2 separate regions of the Homo sapiens genome follow, and region 1 is linked to region 2. Evidence: read pairs that join two places in POLR2A ChIA-PET (ENCODE). Cell type or tissue: PC-3. All regions are shown on one strand.

The links. ChIA-PET counts read pairs that join two places held together with the same protein. Peaks named below come from ENCODE experiments on the same cell type or tissue, not always from the same donor. Only the 100,000 strongest peaks of a DNase experiment are listed, where the experiment ranks them.
Region 1: POLR2A ChIA-PET joins it to region 2 with 7 read pairs; 3 of 35 experiments call an interaction of 5 or more read pairs at or near these places.

The regions. Positions count from the first base shown.
Region 1 is chr3:37,035,678-37,038,177 of GRCh38, reverse strand. The region is part of intron 13 of MLH1 (mutL homolog 1); the gene reads right to left. Among named protein-coding and RNA genes, the nearest start is that of MLH1, 43 kb to the right of the region's middle. In PC-3, no CTCF peak of the experiment used is centred here; no DNase peak of the experiment used is centred here.
Region 2 is chr3:37,286,816-37,289,315 of GRCh38, reverse strand. It overlaps GOLGA4 (golgin A4), which reads right to left. Exons shown (of 24, transcript NM_002078.5): 5 at 25-81. Among named protein-coding and RNA genes, the nearest start is that of GOLGA4-AS1, 44 kb to the right of the region's middle. In PC-3, no CTCF peak of the experiment used is centred here; a DNase peak (open chromatin) is centred at 1,295; H3K27ac peaks cover 1,010 bases.

The DNA.
Region 1 (2,500 bases), 250 kb after region 2:
GACAATAACAAGTATCACAGAACAAGTAGATACAGGCATACCTCTGAGATATTGCAGGTTCAGTTCCAGACTACAGGAATAAAGTCAATATCACAATAAAGCAAGTCATGTGAAATTTTTTGTTTTTCAGTGCATATAAAACTTATGTTTACACCACACTGTAATCTATTAAGTGTGCAAATAGCATTATGTCTAAAATCAACGTAGGTAGCTTAATTTAAAAACACTTTTTTGCTGGCCGGGCGCAGTGGCTCATGCCAATAATACCAGCACTTTGGGAACCCGAGGTGGGCAGATCACCAGAGATCATGAGTTCGAGACAAGCCTGGCCAACATAGTAAAATCCTGCCTCTACTAAAAATACAAAAATTGGCCAGGCGTGGTGGCACATGCTTATAATCCCAGCTACTTGGGAGGCTGAGGCACAAGAGTCACTTGAACCTGGGAGGTGGTGGTTGCAGTGAGCTGAGATTGTGCCACTGCACTCCAGCCTGGGCGACAGAGTGAATCTCTGTCTCCAATAAATAAATAAATAAAATTAAAAAGGTTTTTGCTAAAAAATGGTAACAGTCATCTGAGCTGTCGGCGAATTGTTATCTTTTTGCTGGTGGAGGATCTAGCCCTGATGATGGCTGTTGACTGATCAGGGTGGTGATTGCTGAAGGCTGAGGAAGCTGTTGCAATTTCTTGAAATAAGACAACAGTGAAGTTTGCTGCATCAATTGATTTTTCCTTTCATGAAAGATTTCTCTGTAGCTTGTCATGTTGTTTGATAGCATTTTACTCACAGTAGAAATTCTTCCAAAACTAGTGTCAATCCACTCAAACCCTGCTGCTGCTTTACCAAGTTTATATAATATTCTAAATCCTTTGTTGCCATTTCAACAATATTAACAGCATCTTCACCAGAATTAAGTTCTTTCTCAAGAAACTACTTTCTATGCTCATCCATAAGAAGCAACTCCTCATCTGTTCAAATTTTATCATGGGATTGCAGCAATTCAGTCATATCCTCAGGCTCCACTTCTAATTCTAATTTTCTTGTGATTTCCACCACATCTGCAGCTACTTCCTCCACTGAAGTCTTGAACCCCTCAAAGTTATCCATGAGGGCTGGATGCAATTTCTTCCAAACTCCTGTTAATGTTGATATTTTGACTTCTTCCCAGGAATCTCGAATGTTTCTCAGGACATCTAAAATGATGAATTCTTTCCAGAGGTTTTCAATTTACTTGGCTCAGATCCATCAGAAGAATCACTATCTATGGCAGCTAGAGCCCTATGAAATGTATTTCTTAAATAAGACTTGAAAGTCAGTATCACTCCTTGATCCATGGGTTGCAGAATGGATGCTGTGTTAGTGTTCATGTCCTTATATATCTCCATTACAGATCTAGGGTGGCCAGGTACATTGTTAATGAGCAGTAATATTTTGAAAGGAATCTTTTTTTCTGAACAGTAGGTCTCAACAATGGGCTTAAAATATTCAGTAAATCATGTTCTAAAAAGATGCTGTCATCTAGGCTTTGTTGTTCCATTTATAGAGCACAGGCAGAGTAGAGTTAGCATAATTCTTAAGGGCCCTGGGATTTTTGGAATAGCAAATGAGCACTGGCTTCAACTTAAAGTCACCAGATGCATTAGTACCTATTAGAGTCAACCTGTCTTTTGAAGCTTTGAAGCCAGGCAGTGACTTTTCCTCTTTAACTATGTAAGTCATAGATGACACCTTCTAATAGAAGATTGTTTTGTCTACATTGAAAATCTGTTGTTTAGTGTAAGCCACCTTCATCAATTAGATCTTTTGGATAACTTGCTACAGCTTCTACATCAGCACTTGTGGCTTCTTCCCTTAAACCTCATCAATCTCTGCTGGCTTCCAAGTTTTCTTCTGTAGCTTCCTCACCCCTCTCAGTCTTCAAAGAATTGAAGCAAGTTAGGGCTTTACCCTGGATTAGGCTTTGGCTTAAGGGAATGCTGTGACTGATTTGATCTTCTATCCAGACCACTAAAACTTTCTTTATTACAGCAATAAAGCTGTTTTGCTTTACCATTCATGTATAACTTGGCTAACTTGCACAAGAGGCCTAGCTTTCAACCTATACTGGCTTTTAATATGCCTTTCTCATTAAGCTCTTCCTTTCAGTTTTTTTTTTTTGTTTTGTTTTTGAGACGTAGTCTCACTCTGGTGCCCAGGCTGGAGTGCAATGGCATGATATCGGCTCACTGCAACCTCCACCTCCTGGGTTCAGGTGATTCTCATGCCTCAGCCTCCTGAATAGCCAGGACTACAGGCATCTACCACCAGGCCTGGCTAATTTTTGTATTTTTAATAAAGACGTGTTTCACCATGTTGGCCAGGCTGGTCTCGAACTCTTGACCTCAGGTGATCGACCTGCATTGGCCTCCCAAAGTGCTGGGATTACAGGCTTTTGAAAGGAATCTTTTTTTCTGAGCAGTAGGTCTCCACAATGGGCTTAAAATATTCAGTAAATCATGT
Region 2 (2,500 bases):
AAAGTACTCATCACTGAAACTTACCTCTCTTAATTCTGCTATTCTCCGAAGTGATTTATCCTGACTCTGACTTAATATACCCTTTAATTGAGAGAGAAAAAAAAGCTGGTTAAACAGCTAACTGTATGACATAGTAAATACAAAGCAAGTCAAAAATAATTATTTTTAAAATATTACAACCGTTTATCCAAAAATAACCTGAAGATAGAGGACAAGCCTAAAATGTTAAAGATGTGACCATATTGAAAAATCTGTTAAGTTAGATCATGATGTTATAGAACTGTTCTGCATCCTGGCAGTGGCAGTGGTTCAAAATCTATACATTTGTTAAAATGCATGGACATGTAAACCAAACAAAAAGTCAATTTTACTGTCTGTTCAATTTAAAAAATAAAATGTTTTAAAATTAAATCAAATTCCAACTGCAGTTTATTTCATTGAAACTTATAATGTGTGGAACACATCAATTAACAGCCTGTTCTAAAGGTTTTTGTGGCTTAGAAACAAAATAATTGTCTATATTTAAAAAAACAAAACCAGCCGGGCGCAGTGGCTCACACCTGTAATCCCAGCACTTTGGGAGGCCGAGGCAGGTGGATCACGAGGTCAGGAGATCGAGACCATCCTGGCTAATATGGTGAAACCCCTTCTCTACTAAAAATACAAAAAAAATCAGCCAGGCGTGGTGGCAGGCGCCTGTAGTCCCAGCTACTCAGGAGGCTGAGGCAGGAGAATGGCGTGAACCCAGGAGGCAGAGCTTGCAGTGAGCCGAGATCGCACCACTGCACTCCAGCCTGGGCGAAAGAGCAAGACTCCATCTCAAAAAAAAAAAAACCATCCAGAAAAATTCACAAAGAACATCAGATGGCTAAATTAGTAACCATACACTAAAAAAAATCAAGAAGCTGGCCGGGCATGGTGGCTCACGCCTGTAATCCCAGCACTTTGGGAGGCCGAGGCAGGCGGATCACCAGGTCAGGAGTTTGAGACCAGCCTGTTCAACATAGTGAAACCCCATCTCTACTTAAAAAAAAAAAAATTCAAAAATTAGCCGGGCATGGTGATGCGTGCCTGTAGTCCCAGCTACTCAGGAGGCTGAGGCAGGAGAATCGCTTGAACCCGGGAGGTGGAGGTTGCAGTGAGCCAAGATCGCACCACTGCAGTCTAGCTTAGGCAACAAAGCAAGACTTCTCAAAAAAAAAAAAAAAAAAATCAAGAAGCTAATAAAAGAGTAATATTGTGAGATGAAATGACTCACCCTTTCCTGGGGTGGGGTAAGGAAGGTACTTTTCTCTAGTAAAGGAAATTAAACTTGGTAAGTTATGACCTATGGAAACAAAGTAACCACATATTCCTGTACAACATAAATACAGAGGTAAAGGAATAGGGTAATCTGGAGCTTCACTGGTTTGTGTGGACTAACAAGCAAAACAAGGGGATACAGACAGGCAAATGGCTTACCTATGACCAAGGGAGTATGACTGGATTGTATTGTGGGGACTTGTAAGTGAATAAAACAAAAACCAAAGTTCTTTTCCCCAAAAAAGCCATGAACACAGGTTTTGTTTGTTCAGTTTCAAATATAAAATTTTAAATGCAGGAACATGCCATGCTGAGAATGATGAAAAACTGTAGTGCAGTAGTTATAAGCACATGCTCTGCAGTCTAACTGCTAGGAAAAAGACCCTGGCTCTCCTCCTTACCTCTTACAAGCTGTGCAACAATGAACGAGTCACTCTCCCTCAGTTTCTTCACAGGAAAGAGGCTAGAACTAAATATACCAAAATGCCTGGCACACAGTAGGAGCTCAATAAATGTTAGCTAGTATAAGCAGCATAGGTAAGAGTGTTGGCAATACCTACTATTTTAATTTCATTGGCTCTATTGAAAAGATATTTGCCTATTTTAAAAGGTTTCTAGGCAGGTACACATGTAGAAAAGAGAGCAAAGCATTGAATTTTATCTTTTCTTTTTTGAGACGGAGTCTTGCTCTGTCACCCAGGCTGGAGTGCAATGGCACGATCTTGGCTTAATGCAACCTCTGCCTCCCAGGTTCAAGCAATTCTCCTGCCTCAGCCTCCCGAGTAGCTGGGATTACAGGTGCCCGTCACCACACCCGGCTGATTTTTGTATTTTTAGTAGAGACAGGGTTTCATCATGTTGGCCAGGCTCATCTCGAACTCCTGACCTCAGGTGATCCACCCGCCTTGGCCTCCCAAAGTGCTGGGATTACAGGCGTGAGCCACCACGCCTGGCCAACTATATTTTATTTTAAAACACAGCAAACTGATGGCACCATTTGAAAGGGAATGGATATTTCTCCTTAGCTCTGAATTATCACCTGGAATACCTAGTGGGAAATTTCCATAGCCAATGCATAGAAACACAAGCAAACAGGATGACATAGTGGGGCCAAGGTGGGTCACCCTGAATATAATAGTTTCTTATCCCTACATACTTAATCAAAAGCTTCACAAGCAGCAGCCACAGGAAATAGTTA